Linked DNA regions of Mus musculus: region 2 is linked to region 1. Evidence: chromatin loops called from intact Hi-C (ENCODE). Cell type or tissue: left cerebral cortex. All regions are shown on one strand. Each heading gives the region's core, and the rest is flanking DNA. Links, peaks and the distances in the headings are about the cores only.

Evidence for each region. Hi-C counts contacts between places; a loop is a spot of excess contacts. Peaks named below come from ENCODE experiments on the same cell type or tissue, not always from the same donor. Only the 100,000 strongest peaks of a DNase experiment are listed, where the experiment ranks them.
Region 2: it touches region 1 in a loop (1.9-fold over the local background); 3 of 42 quality-filtered maps call a loop at or near these places.

Annotation. Positions count from the first base shown.
Region 1 is chr11:95,465,068-95,477,166 of GRCm38, forward strand. It overlaps Spop (speckle-type BTB/POZ protein), which reads left to right. Exons shown (of 10, transcript NM_001359107.1): 2 at 5,455-5,598; 3 at 6,156-6,277; 4 at 9,164-9,315; 5 at 9,418-9,545. The coding sequence starts at 5,521. Among named protein-coding and RNA genes, the nearest start is that of Nxph3, 43 kb to the right of the region's middle. In left cerebral cortex, for the core only: no CTCF peak of the experiment used is centred there; a DNase peak (open chromatin) is centred at 11,494; H3K27ac peaks cover 895 bases.
Region 2 is chr11:95,408,262-95,420,360 of GRCm38, forward strand. It overlaps Spop (speckle-type BTB/POZ protein), which reads left to right and starts at 5,822. Exons shown (of 10, transcript NM_001359107.1): 1 at 5,822-6,143. In left cerebral cortex, for the core only: a CTCF peak has its summit at 6,433; DNase peaks (open chromatin) are centred at 5,764, 6,049 and 6,472; H3K4me3 peaks cover 2,296 bases; H3K27ac peaks cover 2,245 bases.

The DNA of each region.
Region 1 (12,099 bases), core at 4,100-12,099:
GGGATTGTTCTTGCTGAGCTGCTGCAGCAGTGGTGTGAAGTACCGAGGAGTTCAGGCAGCTCCAGGTGACTTTGCCCATGGTGCTCACTATGAGTGAAATTAATTAGACTTCTGCCATCGCAGTCAATTTCTCTCCCAGCAGGTTGTGTGGTTAGAGCTTCTCAGAGCCGAGATTGAGTCTCTAGTTCTCCTAGGTGCTGCGTTGGACATTTAGATGATAAGTGGTTTCTTTTGTTTGGTTGGGATTTTTTGTTTTGTTTTGTTTTCAAAGAAAGACTTGGTTATAAAACAAGTCAAACACAAAAAATGGAGAAAAAGGCCCAAGACCAAAATAGTATTTCTTTTAAATTTTTTTTTATTTTAATTTTTAAAATAATAGACTAACAAAATAATAGACTAAAATAGCCACTCAAACAAATACTTGCTCAACCCCAACAAAATAGCATTTCTTTATTCCTGGTCATAATGGAGTAATAGTCAGTGGAAAGAAACTAATGAATTAATAGAATGTCATTTGAAAAAATATGTCTTTTTCCTAGACTTTTAAATTTTGTACTTGTTAAAGCAATGGGTATTGAACCTAGCAAACACTCTACTACTCAGCTACATCCCCAGCCCTCTAAAATGTTAGATGAATTTGAAAGTTAAAAAACCAAACAACTTCAAAATAAGTTTAGATCAGTATTTTGTGATGACTCAATGTGGAGTGTAGCCTTCAACACACACCTTATGAGCCGAGTTTTAAGCTGTTAACTCACATGTAAAATTCACCTTTTCATTGCTGCACTGCCCAGAAGTAGGAAATTGGAAGCTTCAGTCTAGGCAGCAATGATAACTGGGATTTGTAAAACTAGTTACTAGACCAATGAGCCTGTGAAACCAGGTCTTATGACTTAAACAAGCAGGTGAATGCAGTGGTTTGAAAGATTAAATGAAACAGTATTCCATGTATATAAGACACTTAACTTCATCTGTGAGGGCAAATAACGCTTTAGTTAAAAATGCTTCTAGGGTAGTGCTTGTGACCAATGGAACATTCAGTTACATTTATAAGTATATTAATTCTGGATAGGTACAAATATGTCCTATTAATCCTGCGAATGCTATCCCTAGCAAATGTTTGTGAGTTGAATTATTTCTGGATGATTCTGTCGTTATTCATTTATATCATCCTCTACCAGGATTTTAAGCAGACTGAAAAAATACTTGGGCGACAGCTTAGTCAGTAAACATGCACATAAATACGAAGGCCTGAGTCTGACCCCAGCACCCATGCAAAGCCTGGATGGGTAATGTCTGTAGTCCCAGCACTGTGGAAGCGGAGACAAGAGGAGCCTGGAGCCTGGGACTCTGGACAGCTAGCCTAGCTGAATCTCTGAGCTCTAGTTTCAAGGAGAAATCCTGTCTCAAAAAATAAAGTGGAAAGCCATAGAAAAAGACACTCTACATCATCTTCTGCTGTGTGTGTGGGAACACACATGCACAAGATAAAAGCTCAGCTGGTAGTGGTGGCGCACACCTTTAATCCCAGCACTTGGCAGAGTGAGGAGTATTTCTGTGAGTTCGAGGCCCACCTAGTCTACAGAGTGAGTTCCAGGACAGCCATGGCTACACACAGAGAAACCCTGTTTCAACAAACAAACAAACAACAACAACAACAACAACAACAACTACTACTACTACTTCTTCTTCTTCTTCTTCTTCTTCTTCTTCTTCTTCTTCTCTCTCTCTCTCTCTCTCTCTCTCTCTCTATATATATATATATATATATATATATATATCTTTGTGAATTATAGCAAAGAGACAAAAGAAAATGCATGAAATTGAAACTAACGTAGAGTGAATGTGTGATTACATATAAAGCAGCACTTATAGAGCAGGAATATAAACATGTCATTTTAGGAGACGTGTCAAAAATTTTTGTCTTACAGCTTCTAAGTAGCCAGGCAAAAACGACAGATAGCACCATATTGGTGAGATAGCCCAGCAGGTAAAGCACTTCCTGACCACCTGAATCGAGTCCTTGAAATCTATGCAGAAGGGAGAAGAGAGAACTAATGCTAAAGAGTAAAGAGCTGTCCTCCACATTCATAGCATGGCATGTGCTCACACACACACATAATACACACACAATCAGTAAAGAGTTGTCCTCTAACTTCCACATACATAGCATGGCATGTGCTCACACACACACACAATACACACACCATCATCATTTTAAAAATTACTTAAGCCAAACAGTTTGGCTTAAATCAAACAATAGTAGGTACTCAAGCAACTGTTATCTCTAAGATTTGTGTTGTTTTATTTGCTTTCTAGCATCCTTATTATAAAGTAAACAGGCTGCTCTTCCTGAGGACCCAGGTTCAATTCCCTGCACCCACATAGCAACTGTCATAACTCCAGCTCCAGGGTTTTCTTCAGGCCCTTGTGGGCTAGGCACATATGTACACACATACACATATAAGGCAAAGTACCTACATACAGAGAATAAAAATAAATGTTTAAGAACAAAAACATGAGAGACAAAGTTAAAGTGTCTTCTCTATTCTTTTCTGTTTGTTTTTGTTTTCTTTTTTTTTTGAGACAGGGTTTCTCTTTGTAGACCAGGCTGGCCTCGAACTCAGAAATCCACCTGCCTCTGCCTCCCGAGTGCTGGGATTAAAGGTGTGCTCCACCACCACCTCCCTGCTGCTTTCTAGCTTTTTACTGTTGCAGTGTCCGTTGGTACTCTAGTTCATGTCTTGTTCATAAGTGCAGAATTTCTCTAGGCTAGTGGTACCCAGTGTGGTTCCAGAACTAGCACAGTAGGATTACCAAGGACCTTGCTAGAAATGCAGTCTCTTGGGCCCATCCCAAATTGCTGACTCAGAAGCTTGGGGGGTAGGATCAACATTCTTAAGAGGTAATTCTGTTGCTTTCCAAATTTGGCAATCCCTGCTGCAGTATGCATTCTGTTCAAAGTGGAAGTGCTAAGTTCTGTGATATGTGTACTTTAAACTTTGCTAGATATGACCAAATTCCTACACATACAGTATAATTCTTGATCCACTGTCTCACCAACAGTGTGAGAGTTTCTGTGTCTATCCTTTATCTCTGTAACTTTGCATCCTTTGACGTACTTTATTTGTTTGCTTGCTTGTTTGTTTTGAGAAATGGGGTCTCATTGTTTAGCCATGGCTGACCTATAACTTTCTATGTCGATCCAGTTAGCCTTGTACTCACAGAGATCTGCTCTTGTGAACCCCAAATGCTAGGATTCAATTATGTACAAGTGTCCCTGGCCTAACTTACATTGTTATGCTTCTGTGGGGATGTCATGCGTGTGCCACAACACACGGTGGACTGAGGACAGTTTGTAGGGCTTGTCTCTTCCCTTCTATGTTGTGGATCCCAGGTCAGTAGACTTGATGGCAAGCACCTTTTCCTGCAGAGCCATTATGCTAGTCCATCACTTACATTTTTTAAAATAATTTTGAGTTGGATTTTATTGTTAGTGGTACATCCCACACAGGTAGGTATATAGCAGCTATTTAAAAGGGGACTATGAGAAAGGTATAAAGAGACTTGGAAATGTTTGTATATTGACTGAAATTTGATATTGTTGAAATGATTGATCTCCATAAGAATGTAAATCAAGAAATGATTGAGCTGTGCAGTGGTGGCATACACCTTTAATCCCAGCACTCGCCTTTAATCCCAGCACTTGGGAGGCAGAGGCAGGTGGATTTCTGAGTTTGAGGCCAGCCTGGTCTACAGAGTGAGTTCCAGGACAGCCAGGGCTATACAGAGAAACCCTGTCTCAGAAAACCAAAAAAAAAAAAGAAAAAAAAGAAAAAAAGAAAAAAACCAAAAAGAAAGAGAAAAAAAGAAAAGAAAAAGATTGAGAATTAAAGTATGGGGAGTGATCGTGAACAAAGACAGTCCAATAAAACCTGAGGAAGATTGCATGTGGTGGCGCTTGCTTTTCATTCCAGTTGGAGGTGAGAGAAAGAGAGCAAGGGAAGGGAAGGGAAATTGAGATTGAGGAGCTATTAGCAGAGAAAGCAAGAAAAATTTAGAGAGTCAGGTAAAAACTTGACTTGGTGTTGTGGAGAAAGGAACACATCTAAGGGAGGTGTAAAAATGCTGCCCTTTAAGAGAGCAGCTGGCAGAGGAGTGGAACAGAAGGCTGTTCTTAACTTTGTAGGGAGGCACAGGAGACCAGGAAAATTGGAGGGTAGGGTACCAAGGTCATTTATTTCCTTCCTTCCTTCCTTCCTTCCTTCCTTCCTTTCTTTCTTTCTTTCTTTCTTAAGATTTATTTATTTATTTATTTTATGCATATGAGTACACTGTAGCTGTACAGACAGTTGTAAGCCATCATGTGGTTGCTGGGAATTGAACTCAGGGCCGCTGCTTGCTCTGGGCCCTGCTCGCTCCAGCCAAAGATTTATTCATTATTATATATAAGTAATGCAAAGGACGTCAGATCTCATTACGGGTGGTTGTGAGCCACCATGTGGTTGCTGGGATTTGAACTCAGGACCTTGAGAAGAGCAGTCAGTGCTCTTAACCTTAGCTGAGCCATCTCTCCAGCCCCCAAAGTCATTTTCAATGGGAGTGTTTGTGTCCTAAGAGCAGGTTCTGGTGACAAGGAGGTATCTAGTATTAACCGTGTTATCTGTCTATCAAGCAGCCTTTTTAGAAATCCGCTTTAATATATCCTTTAATTAAGTTTGTCTCGATTTGTTTTTCCAGACAGAGTTTCACTGTGTAGCCTTGGCTATGCTGAAATTCACCTTGTAGAACCAGGCTGTCCTTGAACTCACAGAGATATGCCTACTTTTACTTCCTGAATGCTGGGATTAAAGGTGTACATCGCCATACCCAGCTAATTTATCTCTTGCTGTTGTTTTATTTTACTCTGTAGCATATGTTGGCTTGATACTGGCTGTGTAGACTAGGTTGGCCTCAAATTCAAGAGATCCACCAGCCTCTGTTTCCAGAGTGCTGGGATGAAAGGTACATGTGCCACCCTGCCCAGCTGGGTTTTTCTTTTTCTTCTTAAACATGATGTTGAACATTATGAATAAGGGCAAGGCACAGTAATGGAATTTTATTTATTCAGTTCATTCATTTATTTGAGACACAGTTTCATGTCGCACTGGCTGGCCTGGAACTTGCTGTGCACCGCTCTGAGTCACAGAGATCTACCTTAGTCGGCCTCCTGAGGGCTGGGATTAGAGGATTAGAGGTGTAAGCCACCATGCCTGGACAATAATGTAATTTTGCCCAGGAGACAACATGGTCTTCTCTGAAGTTAGTTTTTAAATCGGGATAAATTGTTTCAACAGGCCACAAAGTTTTCAGTCTCTTAGAAGATTAAACAAATCATAGGACAATAGAGGGAAAGGAGAAAGTAATCAATTTTTAAAAGTTTAATAAGTCTTTTTAATTATTGGGTCTTACCAGGGTGAAGAAAAACCAGAAACCTTTGCCCCCTGACTTTGGAGACTCAGTTTAACCTTCAAACTGGCGATGTCAAGGGTTCCAAGTCCTCCACCTCCGGCAGAAATGTCGAGTGGTCCCGTTGCCGAGAGCTGGTGCTATACACAGGTAAGCTCGGGAGGCTGCTGGGCAGAAGCACCACACTCACGTTCTTGCTCTTGAGGTTCCTAGTGTCTCTGGCAAACAGCACAAGATGAGGACCTTATTGGCCTTGTTTTTCTGACATAGAACCTGAATCCCCAAGGCTAGTGGTTTTCCATGGTAGTTGAAGGGGAATCTTTGCCCGAATCCTTTACATCCTCCTTGATGGGGCTGTGTTCTAAAGCCTGGAACAGTGTTTGAGATCCTCAGCCCCAGGATGGCATCAGCATCTCAGCTACGGGCTTGTTTAGGACCCCAGAGCTTTAGACTTCCCCTACCCTGTCCGTGGTTTGTTCTTACTGCTGCTGTTCTTTCCGGCACTTGGGTTCTCTCACTTCCCTCCAGTGTTTTCAGAAGGTGAAAAGTTATAAAACAGTCGGTCACTGAGACTTCTTTAATTTCTTTTAATGAACTGATTGATATCTTCCTGTGGGGCTAAGGGAAGGATACTTGTCTGGTTTACAGCCTGTTTTTCCCAGGTTGCCCGGATCCTATTTAATTCCTTCCTAATTTTCTATCAACAGATCAAGGTAGTGAAGTTCTCCTACATGTGGACCATCAATAACTTTAGTTTTTGCCGGGAGGAAATGGGTGAAGTCATAAAAAGTTCAACTTTTTCATCAGGAGCCAATGATAAACTGAAATGGTGAGGAAGAACACCTCTAGGTGTAAACTTTTTCTATAAGTTGCCTGTTTTGCTTGGTTTGAATAGGATATGGATAGAATGTAATTTCTTAAAGGCGGGGACCTTACTTTCTTATTCCCATTGTCTAGAATAGTTGCAGGTATGGTATGTACTCACAAACAAATGGTTGAAATAATTTAATGAGTTTAGTATATTTAGCAAACTCAAGTTGTATAGGATGATGTAAATGAATAAAGAGGGCAGGTGGTACCTGAGGAGTTTGATCCCTGGAGCCCACACTGTGCAAGGAAAAGAACTGGTTCTGTAAGTTGTCCTTTGACCTCCACACTTGAGCCATGGCACTTAGGGGAACACTTATGGACACACAAAAGAATTCATAACTATAATTTGAATGTTTTAAAGGACTGCTAAAGGGCTGGCCCTGTAGCTCAGCAGCAGCGTGCTCACCTAGCGTGTGTGAAGATCTAGGGTTAGTTCTTGGCACTGCAGTAAGTATATGAAGGACTGGTAACAACCCAGCTCTAGCCCATCAGGGCTGTGTGTGGAGAAAGGCCTACTATCATCCGGTTTGTTTGTTTGTTTTTGTTTTTTCAAGAAAAGCAAAACGTCTAATTTTTGTGACTTTTTGTTTGTGTTGAGATGTGGTCTCACTATAGTATTGGCTGGCCTGAAACCCAACATGTAAGCCAGATTGACTTTGACTCACAGAGATAGATCCACCTGCCTCTGCTTCAGGAGAGCTAAGATTAAAGGTGTGTGTCATTGCCTCTGGCAGTACATCTAAAGGTTTTTAACTTAAAATCTTGACTTTGAAGTTTTCTGCACACATATAAAGACTTAGACTCCATCTCCAGAACTCATAGATGGGGTGTGGTGGTAGATAGTTGAAATCCTGCCACTCAGAGGAGAGAGTTCAAGGGTAAGCTGGGTATGCTGGTGCATGCCTTTCATCTCCATACTGGAGAGGTGGAATTGGGGGAGTTGGGGGAGGGGAGGTGGATCTCTGGATTCAAGGACAACCTAGTCTAAATAGCAAGTTCCACGGTAGCCAGGGTTACATAATGAGACTCTTTCTCAAAAAGGAGAACAGGGCAATGGTTCAAGGTCATCCTTACTATATAGGGAGTTTGAGGCCAGCCTGGACCACATAAGATCCTGTCTCAAATAATAATAATAAAATAATAATAATAATAGTAACTTACTTTTAAGCAATAAAGAACATTTCTTTGGCTTTGTAACTGGCAGGGTAGAGATAAGCTTCTTCCAGGAGACACATTATTACACTGCAGACCTCGTTTTCATGGTATAAATGTCTTAAGTGTAGCTTCCCTATGCTTGAAGTAACAATGTGTATATCTGCCACATGCCAGTAAATCTTTGAGCTTTCTCTGAATTAGCTGTATAGTCAAGCGTGTGCCATTCATGTACTGAATGGGTTAAGTCTGGGATTCCTGAACTTAGAACCTATTGCCAGGTGAATATGATCGGGGTGTGAGGATTAATGCCTTCTAAGCCAAGTATCATCTTGAGGTATAGGAGCAGGTGGTTAAGGCTGCAACCATATGTCCCCAGCAAAGATCAAAACATTTTGTCTCTGAACTACCACTTTGATCTCTGATAACCCTCTGAAGATTTTATTAATTTAATATTGGTTGACTTTGTACATTAAGTGGCAGACTACTTACTGAGTGAAATGTTTGTTCTAGGCATATATTTAAATCTCTCTAGCATCTTGTACCGTGATATATATAGCATCTGTACTCCCTAGAGAGGCACTGGATTAGACCACCTGTTTGAGAGAAGTGACACAACCTTGGCAAGGCCTGAAGATACATGTGACTTGTGCTCTATGGTGGTAAAGCAGTGTCTGAACTACATGCATTTCAGCTAATGACATTTACAACTTAACTCAGTTGAACCTATTAAGTTCTGTGTCTAAATTCTGTTTTGAATCATCCTTAACAGATTGGCATCTCAAACTCTTACTTAGAAGCGAAGCTTGGAACATTCCCCTGTAGAATAAGTTTTACTTTTATCTGTGCTTCTTCGACAATACCTCTGTTATTTTAAATCTTAAAATATAGTTGCTGGGGGTTAGAGGTATGGCTCAGCAGGTAAGAATACTTGCTGTTTTTGAAAAGAATCTGAGTTTACTTCCTAGCACACACATTGGATGGCTTATAACTAACTCCCTGACTCTAGTACTGGAGGGATCCCGTGTCTTTGCCACCACACATGTGACACAGACACACACATAAATACCTGCAAAGGTGTGTATCAGCCAGGCATGGTAACACATGTCTCTAATCCCAACACTTGGCAAGCAGAAGCAGGCAGATCTTTGTGAGTTCAAGGCCAGCCTGGTGTCCACAGCAGTTCTAGAAAAGCCAAGGTTATTTATGCAGAGAAACTTGCCTTGAACAAGGAATATGTATCATGTGCATACTTCTCCAGAATAGATTTTGTTCTCCCACAGTGTTACTAAAAGGCTCTTTGACTTTGAAAAAAAATTATTCCTCCATCATGAAAAACTAAGGGCTACCTTTTCTGAGTTTGAAGAATGAAAAACAAACTAATCTGAAATATTCTAAATATTTTAGGGTGAGACAGGTTAATGATTTGGCAATTGGTAAAGAAATGGCAGAGATGTAAGGGATGTGAACGCTCCGTGATTCTTGTCTGTTCTTTAAAAGTTGATTCAAATTGGTGGAGAAAAGTTGTTTTCAAGTTTCTATTGAGTCAGTCTCCTGGTGAGGGGCTTAGAGTTTAAAAAGCTAACAACAGTATCAGCAGGAACAAATCTTCCCCTCTGGGTTCTCATGTTCGTGTTGGGCTGCAGGAGCCATAAGGGTTCTTTTGATGCACATTTCTTTCTATGATGAGCAGGTGTTTGCGAGTAAACCCGAAAGGGCTAGATGAAGAAAGCAAAGATTACCTGTCGCTTTACCTGTTGTTGGTCAGCTGTCCAAAGAGTGAAGTTCGGGCAAAGTTCAAGTTCTCCATCCTGAATGCCAAGGGAGAAGAAACCAAAGCTATGGGTAAATGTTCTCTACTTTCACATCAGTCCTGACATACACCGACGCGTTGTAGATTCGGGCTGGTCTTTGTGTAACTAAATATGACTTTCTTTTCTATCCCAGAGAGTCAGCGAGCTTATAGGTTCGTGCAAGGCAAAGACTGGGGATTCAAAAAATTCATCCGCAGAGATTTTCTCTTGGACGAGGCCAATGGGCTTCTCCCTGATGACAAGCTCACCCTCTTCTGTGAGGTGAGTCCTTTTGCCCTACTTTGAGACTGGCAATTCCCTGACCTGATGTGTTTTGGTGGATTTAATTGTATTGTGTCAAGGATGTGGAATGAGAAAAATCCCCAAGGGGAGTGGTTCTGTACAAATGTTCTTTATGTGGCTGATTGAGCTGCCTATGATTTCAAGGTTGCTGGGCACCTGAGCTCTCCACTCGTTACTTTCATAAGAGCAAAGATTGTAGCTGTCAGTTTTGAGTTGCTTGAGTCCTCCCTTCTTTTCTTTTTTGAACTGTGGGTTTTTTCACATAGTATTTGGAAGGTCTGATGCTTCAAGCTGAGCAGTGGCCAGCAAGTGCAACTAAAGTTGTGTATCTGTTGCTTAAACTTCCTGGCTCCTTCTTAAGTGGCAAGTTTAGGTATGTTTAACTGTTGCTTGCTCTCCTTTTTTGCTCTCTGGACTTTGTAGGAGTTGAGTGTACATGGTTTGTCTTGCTGGAGTCATACAAAATTGAAAAGTGAAATTTGAAAGCTGTGGAAACTTGAAGCTTAGAGGGCGAGAGTTAGCTGTTACCAGATTGAGAGGTCAGTCTCTCTCACCAGAGGCCTAAGAGCCTTTGGAGAAACTTCTAAAAATTCCTTGACCCAAGATCTAATCGAAAGGGGGTTTTTAATATGGTTACTGAGTATTGCAATGAGCCAATTTATGCCATTTTCCATACAATTAGAAATGCAACTTGGGTAAATAAGTAAAAGTTTTATCCCGTAAACTAGAATATTAGTGTCCCTGTATATCTTATAGGCAGGGAACTGCTTCCTGAGAGTGAAACAAATAACCAGTGTACTCCGGAGGCAGAGTGCAGGCCAAGAGTCCCAACTGACAGCTAGCCCATGAAATAACAGGCTTACATTGTGAGTTAATGACTTTGTAAAGGCATATCACACCTGTGTAGTCCAGGAACTTGTCCCTTAGGAATCTTGCCCTTTTGTGAAAGAAGCATGGCTGGCAGTAACAGGCTTGTGGATGGTAACAAACACTGCTAACGATTAGAAAGCGTTGCACGCTAAAAAGGTAAAATTTAGTTTTCATGATAGCCATTCCTGTCCATTTTAATTGCAAAGTAACTGAGTGAAATGGTGGCGTATCAGTACCTATATAAATATATGAAATGTGGCAGTTGTTTGATGTTTAATGAACTTGAAGTGTGAGTTTCACGTTAGTCTTATTAGCTGCAAGTCATACTCACTTAGCTCAGTAGAACGACGAGAGTAACTCTATGGCGTTGTTTGAGGTTAGCTGTTGTATAAACAGCATCAGCTTCAATCTTTGCCTGTTACCTATCCTAGGGTTTTGTGGGGTGTTTGTTTGTTTAAAGGAGGTTTCTCTGTAGCCTGGGATGAACTGAAGCTCACTACTATCTTCCTGCCTAGCCTCCTAAGTGCTGAAGACTTGTGTTTCAAGGAAAACTTTCAGATTGTGGAAAATTCTAATTTTGTTGGAAACGGAAGCTAGCCTTCAAACGTCTCTGATGCGAGTCTTTAAACATTACCCGTGGCGTTTCAGGCAGTGCTGCACTTTATATTGTAGCATTTGCAGGTCTGCAGTGGGTCCATGTTTCTCTCATGTGCCTCCTCTTTCCCCACACTGTCCCAGCTGCTCCAACCCCTGGATTGTCATCGTGACTTGGAAATCGTTTGGCCTGCCCTTAACTTGGTTACTCTTATCCTATGGTTAGGTCTGAGGCTGAGTTCCAGCATTTTCTCCTCACTTCCCCATATGAAATTCTCTTAGGAGAAATCCTGTGGTTAAGTTTAGATTTGCCTTACTGACTTAGAAGGGAAGTGAGATGACACATTGGAGATGAGGAGATGTTGAACAGGGAAACGTCTGCTGAGTTCTGCTGATGCTGTGCTTTCTCGCCATAGAACCAGGTGTGCCATCTGTTCCGCTCACACTTCCCAGTTGGCCACAGGTGCCGAGTGTTGCTTCTCGTACTTGGTCTTGTGCCTAGTGAGACTCATTCCTGTTCCAAGGCTCTCTGTGGACTTAGTAGCATTCAACACTGCAAGACGGTTGCGTGGGGGTGTGTATGGGATGTGTGGGTTTTTAAAATGTCTGCAATTCATCCAAGTTCTTAGCACTTTTCACAGCTAAACCACTTTCCATTTAAGTCCTGTTCCTTTGACCTGTTTTCCCCTGTATCAGGGAATATTTATAAACAAGTTTATTTTAATTCATGTTTATATTTTATTTTCTATTTTAATTATTTCCTAATTAATTAGAGGCTTTTATGAAAGGATGTCCACATGGAAATTTAGTTGCAAATACCCACTATGCTACAATGCTCCCTCAGACTGTGCCCAGATACTTCTGTGCTATCCTGATGTGCACTAAGTGCAGCTGCTTCAAGGATTCTTGGTGCACCCAGCAGTCATAAGGGAATCCTAATGTTAAAGACTGAGAACCACACATGTGCGCATTTGGCCTTTATCTCAGTGGTATTACTTCGACTGAATGTTTAAATTAGATTGTAAACTGAATGTACCAGGTAGGTGGTCTTGTTTGTAATGTGCCACAC
Region 2 (12,099 bases), core at 2,364-10,363, 59 kb before region 1:
GTGAGATCCTGTTTCAAACAAACAAACAAACAAACAAACAAACAAACAAACAGATAAAATGAAATAATGAAAAAAAACCCAACCTCTTCCAAAATACACTGATAATAATTGACAATGGGGTATGCAACCTAGATAAAAATCTACTCTTTACTGCATCTTCTCCACCCCCAATTTACTATATTTGTTTGAGATAGGGTCTCAGCATAAAATTCTGGCTGACCTGAATCTCACTTGTATTGACCACAAACTCACAGAGATCTGCCTGCCTCTGCCTCTGCCTCCTGTCTTTAGTCTATTCTTCGTTTAAAACAAATCGTTAACAAATTGTTAATGCTTCTACAATTTATTTTGAAGTGACAAGTTCTGATAACTCTTAGAATTTTATTTATTTGTTATTGACTTATTTGAAACAGAGTCTCACTCTGTAGCCCAGGATGGCCTGGAACTCACTATATAGCCCAGTCAGGTCTTGAACTCATGGGAGGTCCTCCTGCCTCAACCTCCCAAGCGCTGGGATTACAGGCTGGAGCTGCTACATCTGGCTTTAGAGCAGTCCTGAAAGTTAATGACATGCAGGTGGAGTTGTGTGGCTGGTGCGGCCAAAATCTATGATTTAAATCTGCACTCTCCCTTCCTTTGTCTGCGGCCTTTTTTTGCCTGGCGCTCCACCTTTCTCCGTAGCAATGTTTCCCAGCCATTTTCTCAGGTTAAAAATTCAGAACTTCAATATCTATAAGCTTATTGAAATCAAATACTCAAGTAAGTACATCATTCCCAGCCTTTTGTTTTATTAAAGAGAGAAGTAAGATGACAGAATACCTTTTATATGCCAAGAGCTTTTGAACAAACACACCGTTCGGTGCTTTGTATATCCTGTGGTGCGTGGTCCATTTCACCAAGGAGATAGGCAGAGGTCCTGCTTCCTGTGAGTCCCTCGCCTCAAACATCATCTAGGAACAGGAGTGTGATCTGCCTCACACGCCACAGTGGGGAGGCCTCTCTTCATTGATCCCTTCATGGTCAGGGTCTCAGGAGTGACCTAGGGGTTGCCCAGATGGAATGCATCTCCCTAGGGATTGAGGTTTGCAATATAAAGCACAAAATGGGGGGGTGGGGGTGGATGGTGGGGGTGGGTGGGTGGAGATTTGGTATCCTTTGTAGGTTGATGTGTCTGATAGTGGCACTTAGCAGCAATGTTCTGAGGCTGGACCTCATTGGCACCAGTCTGAGGATGGTTCTTTTTACACCAGCCCTTGGTTTCCAGCTGAATTGTCAAATCAGACACTTGAGGCCCTGTCAGTATTTCTTTAGGAAATTCCAGTTCAGGTGGATAGAACCAGAGTTGGCACAGTTCCTGCAACCAAGTACTCTTATCAAAAAGTAAAGAAACTGGCTCCAAGTCACAGAGTTTGTTCAACTGGCAAGAGGCGGTGTTCTGGCAATGCTGTCTTTTTTTTATTTTTGTTTTTTTTTGTTTTTTTTCGAGACAGGGTTTCTCTGTGTAGCCCTGGCTGTCCTGGAACTCATTCTGTAGACCAGGCTGGCCTCGAACTCAGAAATCCCCCTGCCTCTGCCTCCCAAGTGCTGGGATTAAAGGCGTGCGCCACCACGCCGGGCACAATGCTGTCTTGTTTCCTTGATCCTGTGCTGCCTGGGGAATTCTACAAAAGGGCACCGCCTGGGTGCAGGGTTAAGCAGGGTACACATATGTGAATGGCAAGTGAAGAACATTTACCCCAAATCCATGCTCAATGACACATGCATAAACAAGCAAATCTACTCGTACCAGGGATGAGTTGTGTTCGAATATTATTTCACTTCATCCTCATCACTATGTACTAAGTTAGAAAACAGTGAGTCTTGGGAAGGGTTATCTATATTTATACCATAGAAAATGTTAGTGCTGGGTTTGAACTTGAGTCTGCAGAAAAGAAACATGCTGACTCATTAAGCCACAGCCTCACTGTGGAACTTTTTGTTTGTTTGTTTGTTTTTAAGATTTATTTATTTATTTTATGCACATGAATTCATTGTAGCTGTCTTCAAACACACCAGAAGAGAGCATCAGATCCCATTACAGATGGTTGTAAGCTACTAAGTGGGAGCTACTAATTTAACTTAGGACCTCTGAAAGAGCAGCTAGTGCTCTTAATTGTTGAGCCATCTCTCTTAATTGTTGAGCCATCTCGCCAGCTCCTTCACCTTGGAATTTAATCAACCAATTAACATGTTTCTATTGTCAGTTTTCTATTAGCCTTATAATGGCCCTAGAACAACACTATCAATGTGTTCTTGTTTTTTCTTTGTTTTTGTTCTTTTGTTTTGTTTTTTTCTTGTTTGTGATCTTACATCTGTGTCCTCGAATGTGTCACCTGTCTTTTTTGGGGAGCTGGACATTGTCAGGACACAGGACTGTATTCCCTACTGGTCTTCCCGTCTGTCTATCCATCTCTACAAAGGCATCTCTACAAAGACTCAAATATGGCAGATACCGGGCTTGGGCAGGATGGTGGATGGGTGGGATACAAAGCTGTCATTGAACCAACTGAAGAACTCTATAAAGGCAAGAGACTTAACTCCTTAAAGTGCTTACATCTAAAACAGTAGTTCATATTTCTCTTCAGGCTAGCCTGCCTCTACCTCCCCTATGGTGGTGGTGGGGGGGGCGGGGCGGGGCGGGAATCTGCCTTTGCTTATTGAACTGTTCAAGATCCATGCTGGCAAAATAAATAAACAACAGACATCTCAGGGTCTTTGGGGACAGATCCCTTGCCCAGACCTGGCTCATGACAGCCAATGAACATTTTGTCGTTTGTGTTTTGGATTAAGAAAATGAGTTCTGCATGTTTCCTAGTATCACAAGGAGCACTGAATTGAATTGGTGCCATTGTAAGCTTGATTGTTGTTGCATAGATAAAAGCCTCATTAAGTCCCTCACGAGGAGAGGAAAATTTTATTTTGAGGAGCAACGAGGGCTTCTTTGCTTGTTGTGGTTACAACAACAAAACATTAAATGGAGGAAATAATTAAATAACTGAACTTTTTTTTTCTTTACCCAAACCTTGTCAAGAGGCTGGGTGAGTTTTTAATTAGTGCTGCATTTTCAATAAATCCAGATCAGTACGTGGTACCGATTCTTTCCTGGATAAGGGAAAGATAATAATGAGAATCTTATTTTTCAGTCCCACACTAAAGGGATGCCTGGTATATTTAATCATGCTGTAGAAATCCTGGCAGCCTTCTCTGAGCCTGGCCTCTGCTCTAATTACATTTCTAGATTTTAGTAAATTGAAAGGGAAAATGTAGGAACAAAATAATTAAAACCGAAGAGGAAGTGCATATTAAAAAGGAGAAGCTGTTTAAAATTCTTACACGTAGTGCTTCCAAGGACATCCACAATCGCTTAATCAGCTCCACACCAAATCAAAGCCCTTTGTGCAGAGGCTGGAGGGATCATATCTCAGGTGGGCGGTGTGGTCCTCGCAGTAAAATGGGAGCCTCATTGCACAGAGCTACAGATGGCAATAGAACCTCTTATAGCCTTCCAGATCACTGGGGATTCAGACTGGGGTCTGGACAAGCTGCTGGCACATATTCCATACCCGGAGGAGCCCTCTCCCTCTCCCATATCCTGGGTAGAGTCTGGCTAAACTGTAAGGATTAGTCTCAATTGTAAGGAAGCTGAAACAGATGTCCAGATGTGTCTATTCTCCATAACCAACTCTTTCTGCACCTCTTCCCCATGCTCCTTTCTCAAGAGCCTCTCTCTCTCTCTCTCTCCCCCCCCCCCCCTCTCTCTGCTTCTCTGTGAAATCCTAAGTCAAGAGACTAGGTAACTAAACAGCCACGGTGTCACCAAGGGCTAGTGATTTGTAACTGGTTACTGAGTTACCCACGGGACAGCCATAATTTTTACAAGGAGCCAACACCTCTCTGGCTTCAGCTCAAGAGAGGAGGGTTTGTTGATAGTGACAGTAAATGAAATCTAATTGAAAAGTTTCAAGAATCTGCCTCAGGTGTCAAGAGCTCTTTCTGCTTTAGAGCCAAGCACACGGACCACATCAGTAGAGAATCTGGGCTCTCCAGTTCGTAAATAAACCATTTTGGTTGGGCAGAGTGGAACACCCTTTCAGTCTTAGTACTCAGAAGGTAGAGGCATAAGATCAGGAGCTCAAAGCCAGCCTCTGTTACGTAGTGAGCTGTGTGTGTGTGTGTGTGGGGGGGGGGGGGGGTCAGCCTGGACTGTGTGAGATCATCTCAAAACCCCAAACCCTCAAAATAAAGCAGAGAAAAAAAAAACCAATAAGAGCAATTTCATCTAGAATCTAGGTTGTGTAAGGCCCCAAGGGTTTGGAAGGTTTTGCTTATAATTCCTAGGATATTTCATATGGGGATTACGGGGTCTGCTTCTATACTTGAAAGTGGAAAGCCTCCCGGCACTGTCGGGGTTCTTTCCAAACCCAGTGGCTTGGTTCCTGGGCTGCCAGCCTTCCCTGCTGAACAGGCTCACCAGCCACTGGGTGCCAAGGAGCATGTGGCAAGAGATAGGAGCAGAGTCTCCTGGAGACTGTCCCAAGGCCTGGAAAGCAGTAGGGTGCCAGGAAGCAGCTCTCAATTAGGCTGCAACCCTGTTACCTCATGACCCACAGGGTCACTGGGTTGATCTCTCAGAGCTAGGTGTGTGCTTGATATGTGTATGCAAGAGGCAGTCTGCTTTTGCTTTTGAGAGCTTGATTCAGTAATAAAATATTTTCTTTTAAGTTTAAGGTAATCGAAGAATGTAACACAAAGATGACTGTTTTCTTCCAGGGCCAAGATGCTCTGAGACAATTCTACCCAACTCCAGAATCACTTTTGGTCCATGGGAGCTAAGACATGAGACAGACTGGGGACCCGGATGGCTTAGCCAAGGAATTGTCACAGAATCAGCTTCCTCTCCATTGGGTCTCTCTCTCTCTCTCTCTCTCTCTCTCTCTCTCTCTCTCTCTCTCTCACACACACACACACACACACACACACCCCTTCTGCCTTTCCCAGAAAGAACAGCTCTTTGGTTATTGTTGTCAAATGCTAATTTATTTAGTTTTCAAGACGCGGTATCACCTTGTAATTCTAGCTGACTGTGAACTCAGTAAGTAGACCAAGCTGGCCTTAAATTCACAGAGCTTCTCCTGCCTCTGCCTCCCGAGTTCTGGGGTTAAAGGTGTGCCTCACAGTACTCTAGCAAAGTACCTTATAAATGTTAGCATTTGCAGGCTAGGCTTATTGGACATGGATCTCTATGAATTTAAGGCCAGCCTGTCAACAAAGAGAGTGCTAGGTCAACCAATCCTATAGAGCAAGACCCTATTTCAAAAAATAAAACAAACTAAAACACATGTTAAAAGTTCTTTAAAAAGTATTTTAGCTGAGAGTTGCCTAAAAAAGAAAGTAAGAGCTAAGTCATCGGTAATCCACAAACTGCACAACTAGGTTTCAGTTGCGAAATGCCTGTTGCTGCTCCACCCACCCGGTCCCTGGATCTCAGCTTCCTTCCTCCATTCTGGCCTCGCACCTCAGCGCGAACTTCTGCGCGCTGCACGCGACCCCCTCCGAGTTCCCGCCTCTTTCCACTCTGGCTCCGCCTTCCGCCCAAATTCCCGGGCCCTGGCACCACCTCGCGACGCTTGCGCACTAGGGAAGGTAGGCGGAGTCTTAAAAGAGGAGGAGCTGGAGAGTCTTGAGCGGGACGGGGTGGGGCGGGGCAGGACGGGGCGGGGCGAGGCGGGGTGGGGCGGGGCGGGAAGCTGGGGGGAGGAGGCCGCGCGGGGTGGGGCCCGGCGGGTACGCGCTCGCTGCGTCGACGTGCTGACGACAGGACGCCCAGGCCGGTGTGTGTCGGTGTGTATGTGTGTGTGTGTGTGTGTGTATGTGTGTGTGTGTGTGTGTGTGTGGTGTGTGTGTGTGTGGTGTGTGTGTGTGTGTGGTGTGTGTGTGTGTATGTGTGTATGTGTGTGTGTGTATGTGTGTGTATGTGTTTGTATGTGTGTGCGCGCTCCAAGAGTGTATTTGTGTATCGGCGGTCCCGCAGGTCCCGGATGTTGCGGGCAGTATGAGGCGAGCGCAGGGGGACAGGGACCAGCAGCTGTCGCCGCCGTTCTCAGGTGAGTGTGTGTATGTGTGTGTCAAGAGTCGAAGAAGGGGTTGGCCTGTTGGGGTGCGGGGTTTTTCCTTGAGAAGTGACTAAACCCTCCCCCACAACACACACTTTTCCTAATGTACTATTCTCTGCCCCATTTCCTATGTTGGTTTCCTGGCCCGAGGAAGCCAGAGCCTAGTCAGCCGTCCGTTCTTCCTACCTCAAGCATTCTGGAAACACAAACGCGCCCCCTGCCTCCTGCCTCCCTCACCATCATATCCCCAACCCCATCCCCCTTGCCAAATAGTGAGCTGTCGCCTGCGGCGAGATGGGGAACTGCGCATGCTCGAATGTGAAGGAGCTCCGGGTGCCTGGTCGCTGCTTCAGGACGCATGCGCATTGCTGTTTTGCAGGGACCTGCGGGATAAAGAGCCCCTTGACCACGAGCCCGCCTTCTTCGCTAGACTTGCCACCCAATAGTGAGCTTGTCGCTCCGATCCGAGAGGGAGAATTTAAATTATGCGAGGGATTTAAGGACAAAGCACTATTTGCATCTGGTGTTGCCCTAGAGACTCCCAGGCTACCAACGCCTCCTAGAGCCAACGTGTCCCACGCTGACCCTTCTTTTTGAAACTTAACTGCTACTTCTACTTCTAGTATTACTTCCCTTTCCACCACTCCCGTCGTCATGCTGAAACCTTACTACAAACTTCCCCTAAGTTTAGGAGTAAGTCCAACTCGTTATTCTGGCAGGGGATTTTGATAGTCTTGTTAAAAAGGATTTGTTAAAAGGTCCATTAAAAAAGAAACTAAGGTGGGAATTTCTCTTTAGTAAAATTCTGAGTTGCCTTTACAGAGTAGCTAAGGAAGGGATAAGTGCCACACACAGACTTGAGGTAACAACAAAACAGAAATCAAGCTGTCAATCAGTAGCTTCATTTCAGCCCTTTTACTTAGTGGGACCTTTTTGGTTCATTGTGTGTGTGTGTGTAAGTTCTTCCATAGCGTTTCAGTTTAGTTATACATTTAGTTGTACAGTTTAGTTGTACATTCTGTGACAATATGGAAACAGGGGTAATCAGAAACAATTGAACAACTTGTCCAGAAGTATTAGTTTCAAATAATTTGAGCACTAATTCTTTCATATTGGCAAGTTCCAAAAAATTAAAATGAGGAACTTTACAAAAATATTCCAGTGACTTAGGTCCCAGAGTTTTAGCTGACAGACTGCAGTTGGTTCTTTAGTTTGGTGCTGTGCCATCCCTCTTAGAAACTTTGTCTTAGCTCTACCATGTAGGGAAAAAGATGTTTTATTTGTTTTTGATATAGTCAAGTTGTTATGTAGCCATGACTGGCATGGAATTCCCTATGAAGACCATGCTGGTCTCAAGACTGTATTCACAGAGATCTGCTTACCTCTGCCTCCCTAGTGCCAGGTATACATTTGGTCCCAAAGATAAACACTTTCTACTAGCAAAAAGTTTGCTGAATTGTATTGAAATGAATAGCTAACTTGTTGTTGGGTGGAGAGAATGGAAAAGGGAGGGGCATCTTTTGTTTTTCAGTTGTCTGGCTAACCTAATGTCTCATACTCTTGGGAGTGGGACATGAATCAGCCTTGTTTTGAAATTCCTTTTCCTTTGTGTTCTTTCTTTGGTATTCTCACAAGACATAATTTTGGTTGGCATTTTATCCCTAGAACCTCATGTTCTTGGTCTTGAAAGTGTATGAACACTTCTCACTTCCTCATTTAACTGGGCTTTATGTGGTTCAGTTGTCTGTCTATTGTGCTGTTTCCAGTTGCCATGTTGCACTTGGATCCAGAGGATGACACAGAGCAGCACAGGGGTTGGGGGCAGGGGCACATACATCATCCTGTGCTGGGAAAGAGCTGGATCCTCAGTCTCCCACCCCTACCCTCAGCCCTCAACATCCCCAGTAGTATAAGTTACTGTGTCAACTCCACATTTAGGATCAGGGCACTTGGCATCCTTTTGGTATTTTGGTGACTACACCTCTTAAAAAAGTTATTGCAGAGGCTAGTATGGTAGTGGGAAGAACTTTATGAGGTGTACGTCCTTGCCTGGATCAGGCTGTTGTAAAATCTAGAAGGGAAGCTAATGAGGTAATCCCTGTCTGTCTTCTCTGTAAGCTTTCTTCATTTGGATGCTTTGTTCTTATCTGGAAATGCTTTATCTCTGAATTCACTGAAAGCCTTATTTAAGTTTTTCCACGGTGCAAAAGCTTGGGATGCTTTTAGGATTAAGATAAGTTGTTCATTCATTCAGATTGGTACAGAAATTTGTTTAGAAATAAAAGGAAATACAAATGTTTAAAAAAAAAAACCAAAAAAAAATCAAAAAACCAAAAAAAAAAAACAAAAAAAAACCAAAAGCTCCACAGTGAGAATGCAAACCCTTCCATGGTTCTCCTGTCTGTCAAGTTTACCTTCTCAAAGGCAGCAGCTCCTCCTCCCAGCGTCAGTCCACACAGCACAGCACAGACGCAGACAGATCCTTTGGTTTCTGTTTTCCACAAATGATTAGACACTTTGTATATTTTTATTTTTTCAATTTACCTTGGTGATCATTTCATATAGTATGTGTAGTATCTCTTAAGTGACAAGGGTTGTACTGTATATGATATGCCGTTGTTCAACAAATTTAGTAAGCATTAGGGTTTCAAAGCCACAGTTCATTTTTTTATGTGTTCTGGTGTCTATTGGATTAGATTTTTTTGGCGAATGTACCAGATCAATGGGTGTATGCATTTTGAATGTTGGCAGTATTGTTGAGTTGTTTTCTACAGAGGTGTATGAATTTATATTATTGCCAACAGCTCGTCTGTGTGTTTCCTACTCTACACTTTCATAATTTAAAAATCTTATAGTGTTTTCTCTGAAATTTTAAGTTCATTATATAGTTTCATAAATTTCCTTACACCAAGGAGTTGTGGACAGACTGTCACCGTTTTGTAAGTCAGGAGTCTTAGAGGTACTCTTTCATGAAAGAGTGATGCCGTAGGAACAAAGACATACGCTGTGTTACAGCAGACTCAGGGCAGTTCTAGGAAGGCCTATGAGACCTGGATCCTAGGGTTCTCCTCTTCACTTTCAGTTCTAGTTTCTTTGTGTGGAACTCCAAAAGCTTATGTAACGTTTTTTGCGATATCATTTTGGTAGCTTTGAGCAAAGGCAAGTGAGCTGCTTTTTGTTGAGTTGAAAAGGTAACTCAGTGGCTAAGATAAGTGTCTCTTTTCTCCACCAGAATGTTGGCCTTAGCAGTCTTCTGACTGCAGAATGCCTTATTATGAGCTGTAAAGAAAGAGAAAAGGCTGGGTATGGTGGAGCACACCTTTAATCCCAGTACTCAAGAGGCAGAGGCAGGCAGATGGATGTGGGTTTAAGGCCAGCCAGAACTTTATAGTGAGACCCCGCACCCCTCCCAGAGCCAGTCTCCCCCAAAAGAAAGAATGAATGAATGAACGAAGAGATGTCTGTACCTGAAGGAGATTGTGATCTTACCAGATGTACTGACTATGTGAAATAGAAGTCATAAAATAAAAGTAAATAATACTATGCCCGTCTTCTACTCTGAGAAGACCTGAGAGGAGTGACAAAGGACTGAAAGAGAGTTAGTTTGGGAGGGCTTTCTGGAGGAAGTGTGTGCTGAGGTGTGTGTTTGTTTTTCTTCAACTATTGAACGTTCAAACATACAGAAAAGTAGAAATGTACAGTTATTATCCTTCTGTCTACCACTTTAATTGTTCACACTTGCTGTATTATAAAAAGTATACGTGCTATACATGTTAGGATGTATAATGTTCAAACTTTTCTATATTTCAGATATATTCCAACCTTTAGATGAAATACATTGTTTTACTCAGTTGTTCTTACAGTGTTTGTGACAAGGCAATTTGAGTAATTTTAAATTTTATTTTATATTTTGAGACAAGGTGTAGCCCTGGCTGGCCTAAAGTTTACTTTGTAGACCAAGCTGGCCTCAAATTCATAGACAGCCACCTGCCTCTGCCCCTCAAGTTCTGGGATCAAAGGTGAGTACCCCTGTACCTACCATTGTTTGTCTTTTTCCCCTTCAAACACATCTCTGGTTTCAGAACTGTTTGAAGCTACTCAGGATTAGTGGCTTTTGTGTTTTGAAGCAGCCAGGCCAGGCCATCTGTGTTCTAGTGTACATCACCTCTTAGAATTTCCTGATTATTTTCTTGGTTTTAGTAATTTGCTCTTTTTTTTTTTTTTTTTAAGACAGGGTTTCTCTGTGTAGCAACTCACTTTGTAGACCAGGCTGACCTCGAACTCAGAGATCTGCCTGCCTCTGCCTCCCAAGTGCTGGGATTAAAGGCATGCGCCACCACTGCCCGGCTAGTTGTATGTTTTAAGGTGATGAAGCTCAGACTTTTCAATGAAATTTCTTCCTTCTATAACTAGCAGATAGTCTTTAGAATGGTCCCATTCTGGCTACTGTTACTTTCCTAGTAGCCTCTTTCCTAATGTGATGGCCTTCCCTTTCTCAATTAAGTAGTTGTAAAATGGTGATTTAAAACATTCTGCCATTCTTTTCCTTTGGCTAGTTTTTTATTTTCTATAAAACTTTCCCTTATCAGTTAGGAGGAAATTATAGTTTCTACAACAAAAGGTTGAGGTGAATCTTTCTTTCCATTCAATATTTTCTGAATAAGGAGGTGGTATAATAATTAATAGGCAGTTTAGAAAGGCTACTGACAAACAACAGTTCTGGGGATTTATTTAATGCCTGGAACATGAGAGGCAAGTAAGCACTCTACCTTGGGTTATCCCCGTAGCTCAAGCTGTCATCTTGACTGGTAGCAAATGAATAGTTGCTTTTTTTTCTGTTAGTATCATCTTGCACACATGGCTTTTAATGTATTGTGTCTTACCAACAGTTACAACGTTTTTTACGATGCACAAGATGTTCTCTATTTTGCCTCTGGAGTCCTCTCAGCTCAGCAATATGAGTGCATCCTTGCTTTCTGGCACAAGAAGTTTTTGGCTGTATTTTTTCTGTCCCACATGTGCAGTCCTTACTTTACCTTTCTTTCTTTCTTTCTTTCTTATTTTAAAAATTTTAACCCTATTTTTATTTTATGTGTATGGTGTTTGGCCTGTATGTATATCTGTGCACTGTGTGAACCCTTGGAGGCTAGAAGAAGAAATCTGAACAGTTATGAACTGCTATGTGGGTGCTGGGACTTGAACCTGGGTCCTCTAGAGGAGCAGCCAGTGTTCTTAGCCAATGAGCCATCTCTCTAGCCCCACACTTTACCTTTCTGCAGTTTCTCTTTTAGTAAATTAGGTTGTTTATTCCCTTTATGGGGCTCTGCAGCTAAGTTATGAAAAACAAAGTTGCCTTTATTTAACTCTGTATACCTAGTGTTTGATTCTCTGTGCTGCTGGCATTGCTAGGATCTAGATCTTAGAACTCACAACTTCTTTGTCTTGAATATTCTTTGTGAAGATAGGTAGTGTCCCAAGTGAAAGAATTGCTATATCCCACATGAACATAAAGTTGGCTATAGAAAATATTGGAGGTTCCCTCCCCTAGGGCAATGTTGCAATGTCACTTTTTTTCTGGGGTGAAATATAAGGAAATGAGGGCTGGGATGTAGCTCAGTTCTTAGAGTACTTACCTAGCATGTAGGAAGCCCTGGATGAGATTCCTAGCACCACCTAAACTGGGCTGCTGGCCCACACCTATGAGCCAAGCACTTGGGAGCTCAGAGCAGGAGGAACAGAAGTGTAAGGCATCCAATAGCTACATAGGGAGTTTGTCGCCCAGCTTTGTGGAGCATGTGCTGTTCTAGCGTTATATAAAAGAGGTCGCCGGGCGTGGTGGCGCACGCCTTTAATCCCAGCACTCGGGAGGCAGAGGCAGGTGGATTTCTGAGTTCGAGGCCAGCCTGGTCTACAAAGTGAGTTCCAGGACAGCCAGGGCTACACAGAG